Regions from separate parts of the Homo sapiens genome. Here region 2 is linked to region 1. A link is an interaction called in ENCODE POLR2A ChIA-PET data of the cell type or tissue named here. Cell type or tissue: K562. All regions are shown on one strand. Links, peaks and the distances in the headings refer to the core of each region. The heading gives the core; the rest is flanking DNA.

Region 1 (5,379 bases), core at 91-5,090:
TCCTTGATTCTGTGAAGTGGGCACTTCCTTGGTTTTCCTCCTGCCTCTCTGGGGACTCCTCTGCAACCATCTTTGCTGATTCCTCCTCCCCTGCTCAACTTCCTAATTTGAGTGGACCCAGTGTTCAGTCTGGGCCTTATCTGTACTTTGCTTCTAGATAACTTCATCTAGTCCCTTGGCTTTGAACGGCGCCTATCTATGAATAATTCTCAAATCTCCAGCGTGACTTCTTTACAACACCAACTGTCAATTTGACATTTCTACTTGACTGCCTAAAAGGTATTCCAAAGTTTAATAATATGGCAAAAACAGATTTCTTGAACTGTGCAGAGATGGCTTCTCCTTAGTTTTCTCCAGTTCAGAAAATGGTATTCTTGGCCGGGCGTGGTGGCTCATGCCTGTAATCCCAGCACTTTGGGAGGCTGAGGCGGGCGGATCATGAGGTCAGGAGATCGAGACCATCCTGGCTAACACGGTGAAACCCTGTCTCTACTAAAAATACAAAAAAAAAAATTAGCCGGGCATGGTGGCACATGCCTGTAGTCCCAGCTACTTGGGAGGCTGAGGCAGGAGAATGGTGTGAACCTGGGAGGCAGAGGTTGCAGTGAGCCAAGATCGTGCCACTGTACTCCAGCCTGGGTGACAGAGTGAGACTCTGTCTCAAAAAAAAGAAAACAACAACAACAACAACAAAACCCAGAAAATGGTATTCCCATCAATCAGTTACTCAGAAAAGTAAACCCAGGCAGCATACAAATAAAATCTCACATTTAATCCATCAGTAAATCATGTCAATTCTACTTCCAGAAAGTAACTCAAATCTATCTAATTCTCTATTCATACAGCTGTCTCTCTCTAGTCCAAGCATCACCATCCCTCATCTGGCCTAAAGCAATACCTTCTACTAAGTTTCCCTGCTTCTGAAACCACCTTTGCAAAAATTAAAACTGAGGAAATTATGACAGTGAAAGTGATCAGACCTAACCGACTCGATCCTGCTTCTAACCTTTGAGCTGTCCTTGTTCATTCCTGGGTGAAGGCCAAACTAACTTTGGGAAGGAAATCAGTTCATGGTTTGACTCTGAAACAAAATTGATAATAACCCTTTCATGAAAAAGGGCCCCTTCATGCCTGGGGACCAGTTTGCCTTTGCAGGACTAACAAGGTAGTTATAAGACTAGAAATTAGGTTTAGGAGTCATGCAGCCTCTGGCTCCAAGAGTCTGAACCTCCCCAAATTGCTCCTGGGGATAATGTTACTATTATAAAACCTAAGATCAGTGCTTGGGATATTTTGCAGACCCTGCACTGGATGGATCAGCTGACACCACCCGGACCCATAATCTGGCTCAACCAGTTCTGTCATCCCACTCAGGAACAGAAGACAGCCAGAAAACCCACTTCGACCCCCTATGATTCCATCTCCAATCTTACCAGTCAGCACTCCCCACTTCCCAAGCCCCTACCTGCCACTTTGTCTTTAAAAGCTCCGATCCCCCAAGACTGATTTGAGTAATAATAAAACTCTGGTCTCCCGCACACCAGCTCTGCCTGAATTACTCTTTCTCCATTGTAATTTCCCTGATAAATTTTCCTTGATAAATCAGCTCTGTCTAGGCAGCAGGAAAGGTGAAGCCATTGGGCGGTTACTTCCTTCCTAAATTTCCTATAATCTATTCAGTCTGAATGAACTTAAACAAATAATATTAATTTTATGAACTCCTAACTCTTAAGTAAACATCTTTTTAATATTCTGTTTAATGAAATGGAAGTACCTGTAAAGCACACGCTAGAATGAACTTTGAAAAATACAAATCAGGTCAGGTCATTCCCCCACTTAAAACTTTCTGATGGATTTAGGATAAAATACAAAGTCATACTCTGGCCTACCAACCGCTACATGATCGTTGTAACCTCATTTTGTGCCACTCTTCCCTCTCACCCCTTCTCTGCTAGCTATTTTTGGCCTTCTTTCTGTTCTCATTCACGAACACAAATCATTCTCAAACACAAATGATTTCTCCCTTCAGAGAACCCAGCAGGATCTTGGACTAGATGCTTTCCATCTTACAATCTCTAAATAGAATGAGTGTCCCAGGGCTCAGGCTTCAGACTGCTTCTCTTTTCTATCAATGACTTCCAGTGTTATATCTCCAGCCCTGATCATTCTCCTCAACACCAGACTCCTATCCAGTCAATGCCTAGTAGCCATATAAAATATTGCCACTTTCTGAACATGAAAACCTAATACTTCCTTCCCATAGCCTCCAATATACTCTTTTTCCAGTCTTCCCTATCTCAGTAAATTACAGCTTATTTTTTTTTTTTGAGACGGAGTTGAGTGCAAGGTTGCTTACTGCAACCTCCACCTCCCAAGTTCAAGCGATTCTTCTGCCTCAGTCTCCCTAGTAGCTGGGATTACAGGCAGATGCCATGACGTCCAGCTAATTTTTGCATTTTTAGTAGAGACGGGGTTTCACCATGTTGGTCAGGCTGGTTTCGAACTCCTGACCTCTGGTGATCCTCCTGCCTCAGCCTCCCAAAGTGCTGGTATTACAAGCGTAAGCCACTGCACCCAGCCAGCTCATCTTTACCAATAACTCAGGCCTTAATTCTTTTTTTCAAAGCTCATGTCTAATCAATGAGCAAATATGGCAGGCTCTACCTTCAAAATACATCCAGAACCAAACCGCTTTTTACCTTTTCCTCAATTGCCGCTTGGGGCTAAGCCATCATAACTATCTGCAACTATTACATTAGCCTCTTACTGATCTTTCCGCTTCCAATCTTCCACTCCTACATTCTGTTCTCTACTCTCCACAAAGCAGAACAATCATCCCTTGAAAAAGGGAAGCTAGATTACAAAACCCTCTGTGAAAAGGCCTCCAAGGGTTGCCTGTATCACTCAGATAAACCCTTAGTTCTTTTCCTGGCCCTATTACCAGATCATTATCTACTGGCTCTTATCTTATCTCTCACCTTCCCACCCTTTTCTCAGCTCTAGCAGCAGCACCCTCCTTGCCTTTGCAGTTATGTCCATGTGGTTTATGTCCTCACTTCTTTACAGGTCTCTGTTCAGATGTCTTCTTCTTTTTTTTTTTTTTTTTTGAGACGGAGTCTCACTCTGTCGCCCAGGCTGGGGTGCAGTGGCGCGATCTCAGCTCACTGCAAGCTCTGCCTCCTGGGTTCACGCCATTCTCCTGCCTCAGCCTCCCGAGTAGCTGGGACTACAGGGGCCCATCACCACGCCCGGCTAATTTTTTGTATTTTTTAGTAGAGACGGGGTTTCATTGTGTTAGCCAGGATGGTCTCGATCTCCTGACCTCGTGATCCGCCCACCTTGGCCTCCCAAAATGCTGGGATTACAGGCGTAAGCCACCACATCCGGCCCAGATGTCTTCTTAAAAGAGAGGCTTTCCCTGTCCAGTTAATATAAAATTAGACCCTTTGCCTTCTAGTTCCTCACCTTTCTTTGTTGTTCTCAATAATAATAGTAATAACAACATACATAACATTTACTATGTACCAGGTACAATAGCACTTTATATATATTAGGTCATTTAAATCTCATATCACTCCATAAAGTAGGCAACATTATTATCCGTTTTCTGGATGATGACATTGAGACACAGGGAGGTTAAACAAATTGCACCAAGGTCACAAAGCTGGAGTTGAAATGTGAATGCAGGCTGTCTGGCTCCAGCATGGCCTTTTAGCTACTGCACTATTTTGCCTCTTTATAGCCCTGGTCATTACCATATTTTAGATTTATTATCTCCCATTCTTCCCACTTGTTTCAGTTACTGCTGCATAACCAACCACCCCAAAACTTGGTGGCTTAAAGCAACAACTTATTATTTCTCAGGAATTTAGGTCAGGAATTCAGGAAGTGTTTGACTAGGCTGTTCTTCTGCTTCACTTGGCATTGGCTGATGCCACTCATTCAGCTGCATTCAGATGGTGACTGGGCTGACCTGGAAGGTCCCAGAAGGCTTTACTCATATGTCTGGTACCTCAGTGTTTATCCATGTGACCTCTCTCTTCATATGGTCAATCAATCTGGGGTATACCATGGAAGCTGGCTTTTTAGAGAAAAACATGGAAGCTGGCTTTTTAGAGAGAAACATGGAAGCTGCCAGTTCTCTTTAAGGCCTTGATTCAGAACTTCATTACTGCCACATTCTATTACTTAAAAAAGAAAGTCTCAAGGCTAGCCTACATTTGCGGGGAGAGGACACAGGATCCATCTCTTGATGTCAATAATGATGTTTGTATGCATGGAGGGAGGAAGTGATGACTTCCGTGTTGAGACTCTCTTCCACACCACCAGAGTGTTTGTTCCATGAGATCAGGGACTCGTGTCTATTTTATTCATTATTATGTCTTTTCAGCGCCTATAACAATGCCTGACACATAATAAGTATGTAATAAATATTTATTTTGTCCCTGAATTTAAGGGGCAGGTGAAAGGAGTCTGCAAAGGTAAAGGAAAGGTCTGAAGGAGTAGGGGGGAAACTCCTGCTATGACTCTTGGAAGGAGTGTGTCCCGGCAGTCAAGGAAGAAAAAAGTGAAAGGAAGATACGATTGAGAACTAGACCCTTAAGGAAAATGTTTAGGGATGGGTGCAGTGGCTCACGCCTGTAATCCCACCATTTTGGGAGGCCAAGGCAGGCGGATCGCTTGAGATCAGGAGTTCGAGACCAGCCTGGGCCACCTGGGCCACATGTGAAACCCCATCTCTACTAAAAATACAAAAATTAGCCAGGTGTGTGCACCTGTAATCCCAGCTACTTGGGAGCTTGAGGTGGGAGGATCACTTGACCCTAGGAAGTCAAGGCTGCAGTGAGCCAAGATTGTGCCACTGTACTTCAGCCTTGGCGATGGAGCAAGACCCTGCCAAAATAAAGTTTAAAAGCTTTAAAAATAAGTAAAGAGCATATGATTAAAAATTTAAACAGCACAAAATGGCATAGAGGGAAAAGTGAATTTTCTTCTCCCTCTTGTTCCTGATTCCCCTCCACAGTGGTAGCCACTCTTTATCCTTTCAGAGCTAATACATGCATATACTAGGATAAAAATATATGTTATACCTATCTATTTGTTGATAACTAAAATTAAAATCCTGAGTCCCCCACCCAACTGAATGGACCCTCTTTTGGCCAAGGGGACCCCTGAGAAACCTTAAAAACTGAGTTCCTGGCAATGGCAGAGTCAGACATGCCTCATTATAACCCCTCCCTTCTGTGGCTTAGACACGTGACGAGCCGTTAAAATAGAGATCACAAGACTGATGGAACAGACTCTTTGTGGCAATAAGATACCAAATTACAAACAGGATCTAAGGTCACACCAGGAAAAGGTTGTCACACACCCCTACAC
Region 2 (5,379 bases), core at 170-5,169, 590 kb after region 1:
TGGAATATTTTCCTAAGGTTATGGTTTCTGGGCAGGGATTCAGGGAACTAAACACACCATCCTCAAGTCCCTCCTCTTGCTTCTTCTCTCCCTCTGAAGCAACATCTGGAACCACTCCATAGAGGACACGCACCCAGACTGCACATTCTGCTGTCACTACTGGCCTGAAGGCTTCAGCCCTGCGGGGGCTGTTTCTGCTGCACAGAGGGTGGCCTAATTCTGAAGGGTGGAGGAAGAACAGCCGCCTGCAGTCCCTAGAATCTGCTATACTAGGCATTCAGAGCAGAAACCACCCAGCCCTCTCCATACTGCCATAGAAAAGCCTAGTACAATCCATGCATTCAATGTCTTGCCTTGAATTGGAATAAAAAATGAATTATTCATTATTTATAAAGCTTCTCTTCCAAGTCACCTTGAATTCCTTGGTATATATCAAATATGTCTATCCCTACCATACCGATCTAAGTTGTAAAAAGTACATTAGAAATACCTACCATTACTACCTGCATGCTTATTTTGCCAGGACTCCTGCTGAGAAAAAAGAAAGGAGGGCATGAAACATAGGAATTTCACACAGTTAGGATGAGGAACAAAAACTAGACTTGATGCAGGGAAGGACAGATATCTAATCCACAGCCACAGAAAAGGTCATTGGGCCGGTTGCGGTGGCTCATGCCTGTAATCCCAGCACTTTGGGAGGCCAAGGCAGGTGGATCACCTGAGGTCAGGAGTTCGAGACCAGCCTGACTAACATGGTGAAACCCCACCTCTACTAAAAATAAAAAAATTAGCCGGGTGTGGTAGCGCATGCCAGTAATCCCAGCTACTCAGGAGGCTGAGGCAGGAGAATCACTTGAACCTGGGAGGCAGAGGTTGCAGTGGGCCGAGATTGCGCAACTGCACTCCAGCCTGGGTGACAGAGCAAGACTCTGTCTCAAAAAAAAAAAAAAAAGAAAGTTCATTGGCAGGAAATGGGAAGAGAACCAACTCTCTCCATCCAAAGGAGAAGGTTCACAAAGACGCACTGGCAAAAATACAGTGTGACATATGCTCAAGGGTACTTACTCATTGCAGCATTATTTACACTAAGGACTGGAAATAGCCTAATGTCCACCAATAGGAAGTGATTGAAAAAGCTGTGGTATGTCCACATAGTGGAGTAAGATGCCAAGGACAGCCTCTATACCCTTCTCCAGGGGATGCTGTCATATGGAGAAAGCAAAATGAAATGGTATTTGAGTGCACTACCTCTTTTGTAATAAAGGGAAGATATACGTTGGATTTTTTTCAAAAGTAATAAGATAAATCAAAAAACAAATAAAAATGGCAATCGAGGTGGGGAGGAGAGGCAAGGATGCACTACCTTGGGCATACATTAATGTTTTATATAATTAAATACAAAATTAAAACAAAGTCTAAGACCCTGTCTTTTCTGTACCCTCCTCCCCATTCACCATCACCCCCTTCCCCCTATGACTCTCAGCCGTCAGCCTTCAGCAGAAAGCCCCCAAGGGGACCTGACCAAGGTGTTGGGGAAGAGCTGTTCCCCCAGCTCTGCAGGAACAAATGCAAAGGAGGCTTAGCTTCACTTTCCAAAAGGCTTCCTGCCTTTCTTTTCATAAGCCACTGTTCCCTTCCTGTAGAATCCTAGATTTCTTCTAAGAGGCAGACAAGGGCCTGGCCAGACTGCCTTCTGGTTTTGTCCAGCAGTTGAGTGAGTCTTCTGGGATTAGGGGCAATGCAGACACAGCAGCAGGCTCTGCCCAGCCCCTCCAGGCCCTGGCTTTCCTTGATTTGTTCTTCCCTTGGCTGATAAAGTCAGCCAGAACAGGGACTAGAAAAAAGCTTTAAGGTCTAATCTGCCTTTCTTCTCCCGAGAATGTTGCATCCTCTGTTGACACCTCTCAAGTCTCTATGTCAGAGAGGAATGAATGAATGAATGAGTGAATGTCCCACAGCCTGGCCACACTGAATCATCTTTCAACTTCTTTTGATAGTTTTCAAGAGGGGTCCAATAAGGCCTTATAAAGAAGCAGGTGTTAGGTCTCCTCCATAGAGAGACATGCCTCTCCTTAAGAAAACCTTATGCCACACTCAAAAAAATCGATTTGGCCGGGTACGGTGGCTCACGCCTGTAATCCCAGCACTTTGGGAGCTGAAGCAGGTGGATCACCTGAGGTCAGGAGTTCGAGACCAGCCTGGCCAACATGGCGAAACCCCATCTCTACTAAAAATACAAAAAATTTGCTGGGTGCGGTGGCACGTGCCTGTAATCCCAGCTACTCAGGAGGCTGAGGCAGGAAAATCACTTGAACCTGGGAGGCTGAAGTTGCAGGGGGCTGAGAAAAAAATAAATTTAATTTTTAAACATATTAGGAGATGTTGCTTAAAATTCGATGAGAGTTCCTTCTCATTGAGCCCAATTATTGGCAGTGTTCTTTTAAATTTAAAAAAAAAATCCTCAGGTGCTTAAGAAACATGAGATGTTTCACCAAGTTTTATTTTATTCATCATTTGATGGAGAGGGAAAGGGCTGCCCAGATAACTTTTAAGACACCTTCCAACCTTAAAAGTCTGTGAAAACACGTGAGATGCTGTGCCCCAGTCCCCTTTGCACTTCTAGTACTGCCACGACTATCCCCCTACTGCATGTGCCGTGGCCAAGTTATCATCCCACGTCAGCGGAACCACAGCGCTTCAGAGGCCACAGCTGAGCCATGCCCCTTTAGAAACCACTGAATTTCTCAAAGACAACGAGCAGAATCGTGTGTGTGTGTGTGTGTGTGTTTCTACATGCATGTCAGTATCTGAGCACAAAACAAGTTGAAAAAGTGGGTGGGAAGAGTTACATTTAGCAGACAATTTAACTTAGAATTAGGGAATCCTAAAATGTCAGTGCTGGAAAACCACATTTTAAAGAGCTTCTGGGATGGCCATGCACAATAGCTCATGCCTGTAATCCCAGCACTTTGGGAGACTCAGGAGGGTGGATCACCTTAAGTCAACATGGTGAAATCCTGTATCTACTAAAAATACAAAAAAAATTAGCCAGGCATGGTGGCGGGTGCCTGTAATCCCAGCTACTAGGGAAGCTGAGGCATGAGAATCATTTGAACCCGGGAGGCTGAGGTTGCATTGAGCTGAGATTGCACTCCAGCCTGGGTGACAGAGCGAGACTCCATCTCAAAAAAATAAATAAATAAAATAAAATAATAAAGAGCTTCTGGGGGAGCGGGGAGGTGGGAATGGATTTGCAACTCTCTAAACAAAGCTGTGCCCATGGCCAGGGAGTTGGCCCATAAATGTTGCTTTAATTGGATTATAGTAAAAGAATCAAGGGGAGCAGCCTCTCTCCCTCAATACCTCAATCAGATATCTAGGCGCTTTTCTAGGATTGGAATTAATTGAATCAAGGGCTATTTTCCTAGAGAAAAGAAGCCAATTTAAGATTTTATAAATAATTGCAATTCTGTGTTATTTCCCATTGGGGGAGATGGGGAATTCAAATGAATAAACTCACAGCAAGCAGGCGGAGGTGTTACCATTTCTTTTAATTAAGGATGTACTTAATCTCTTAAGATCACTTACAAAGTGGCCTCCCAAAGCTGAGATTCCCTCAAATGCCTAAATACCTCCACCTGCCGAATGAGGTTCAGGGCAGAGCCGAAGAGCAGGCCTCTCCCGGCTCTGTGTCATGTCCTGATTGCCTGCATAGTCTTCAGGTGGGCGTTTGCCCAGCCTTTGCCAAGCTCCAGGAGCTACAGGTCATCTGGCGAGTTTCCACGGTCTCCTTCATTTAAAAAAACAAAAACACCTTCCTGGGGAGAAAGGAGGGTCCTTCTTTACAGTAGAATGCTGAGAGCCAACTTACGAATGTGGAGAGAATACTGGAGTCAGAAAAGCATTGTTTTACAACCAACATAGTAAATGCTGGATCACACAAGAATCATCAGCAGACGCTCAATCTAGGGGGAAACTTTTCATGTGCAGCAGGATATTTACAGAATCTTAAAATGTCTCTCCAGCACTTGCTTATTAATTGCGTGGGGAAAAAATAGTAACTATATAAAATTAACTGCAGAGTGATAATATCAGAAAATATCTTGACCAAATAATCAAAATTAGCATCACGAATAGGGGGGCAGATGGACATGACGTATTTCCAGATGGGATGCCCTGAGAAAGACACATCACTTCTGTGATATTCTGGCCAGAACGTACAGCTTGAATCTAATTATGAGGAAATACCACATGTACCAAAGATAAGGAAAATTCTATTTAATGAAAGGTGGGAGGAGTGACTGCATTCTTCAAAAGTCTCAATGGCATAAAAGAGGAAATTAAATGTCATAAAAGTTGTGGAAATGTTCAAGATTAAAGGAGACTATGCCAAGCATGGTGGCTCACGCCTGTAATCCCAGCACTTTGGGAGGCTGGGGCAGGCAGATAACTTAGGTCAGGAGTACGAGACCAGCCTGGCCAACATGGTGAAATGCCATCTCTACTAAAAATACAAAAATTAGCCGAATGTGGTGGTGCATGCCTGTAATCTCAGATACTTGGGAGGCTGAGGCACAAGAATTGCTTTAACCTGGGAGGTGGAGGTTATAGTGAGCCGAGATCATGCCACTGTACTTCAGCCTGGGTGACAGGGTGAGACTCAGTTTCAAAAAAAAAAAAAAAAAAAAAAAGATTAAAGGAGACTAAAGGATCATGACAACTAAATACAATATTGTATTGTATTATATTGTATTTTTAATTTTTATTATTTTCTTTTAGAGAGGGTCTCACTATGTTGCCCAGGCTCACCTTGAACTCCTGGCCTCAAGTGGTCCTCCCACCTCGGCCTCCCAAAGTGCTGGGATTACAGGTGTGAGCCAACATACCCAGCCTTGTGTTGCATTTATATAGGATCCTATGTGGAATTTTGTACTAGATGGTTTAAAAACTGTCAAGGACATTATTGGGTTCAACAGACAAAATTGGAATATGGACCATTGATTTGATAAAAGTATTATATTAACATAACTTTACTGGCATTGATAATTGTGTTATAGTTCTGTAAAAGAATATCCTTATTATTAGGAAATACACACGAAAATATTTAGGAGTAAAAGGCCATGATGTATGCAACTTACTCTCAAAAAGTTCAGAAAAAAATTATGTGTGTGTGGAGAGAAAGGGAGAAAGAGAGCAAGTGTGAGTAAATGCACAAAAATAATAAAGCAAATGGGGTAAAACATCAACAACAGGTAGGTAAATCTAGGAAAACAGTACATAGGTATTCTTTATATTATTCACATTCTTGCAACTTTTCTATAAAATTGAAATTATTTTTAAATCTAAAAATTGTAACTGTAAAAATATCAGACCATGACA

The links. ChIA-PET counts read pairs that join two places held together with the same protein. Peaks named below come from ENCODE experiments on the same cell type or tissue, not always from the same donor. Only the 100,000 strongest peaks of a DNase experiment are listed, where the experiment ranks them.
Region 2: POLR2A ChIA-PET joins it to region 1 with 5 read pairs; 3 of 35 experiments call an interaction of 5 or more read pairs at or near these places.

The regions. Positions count from the first base shown.
Region 1 is chr2:201,785,224-201,790,602 of GRCh38, reverse strand. No RefSeq gene overlaps it. Among named protein-coding and RNA genes, the nearest start is that of ALS2, 7.0 kb to the right of the region's middle. In K562, for the core only: no CTCF peak of the experiment used is centred there; a DNase peak (open chromatin) is centred at 2,922.
Region 2 is chr2:201,198,882-201,204,260 of GRCh38, reverse strand. CASP10 (caspase 10) reads right to left here. Exons shown (of 10, transcript NM_032977.4): 6 at 495-531. Among named protein-coding and RNA genes, the nearest start is that of CASP10, 18 kb to the right of the region's middle. In K562, for the core only: no CTCF peak of the experiment used is centred there; no DNase peak of the experiment used is centred there.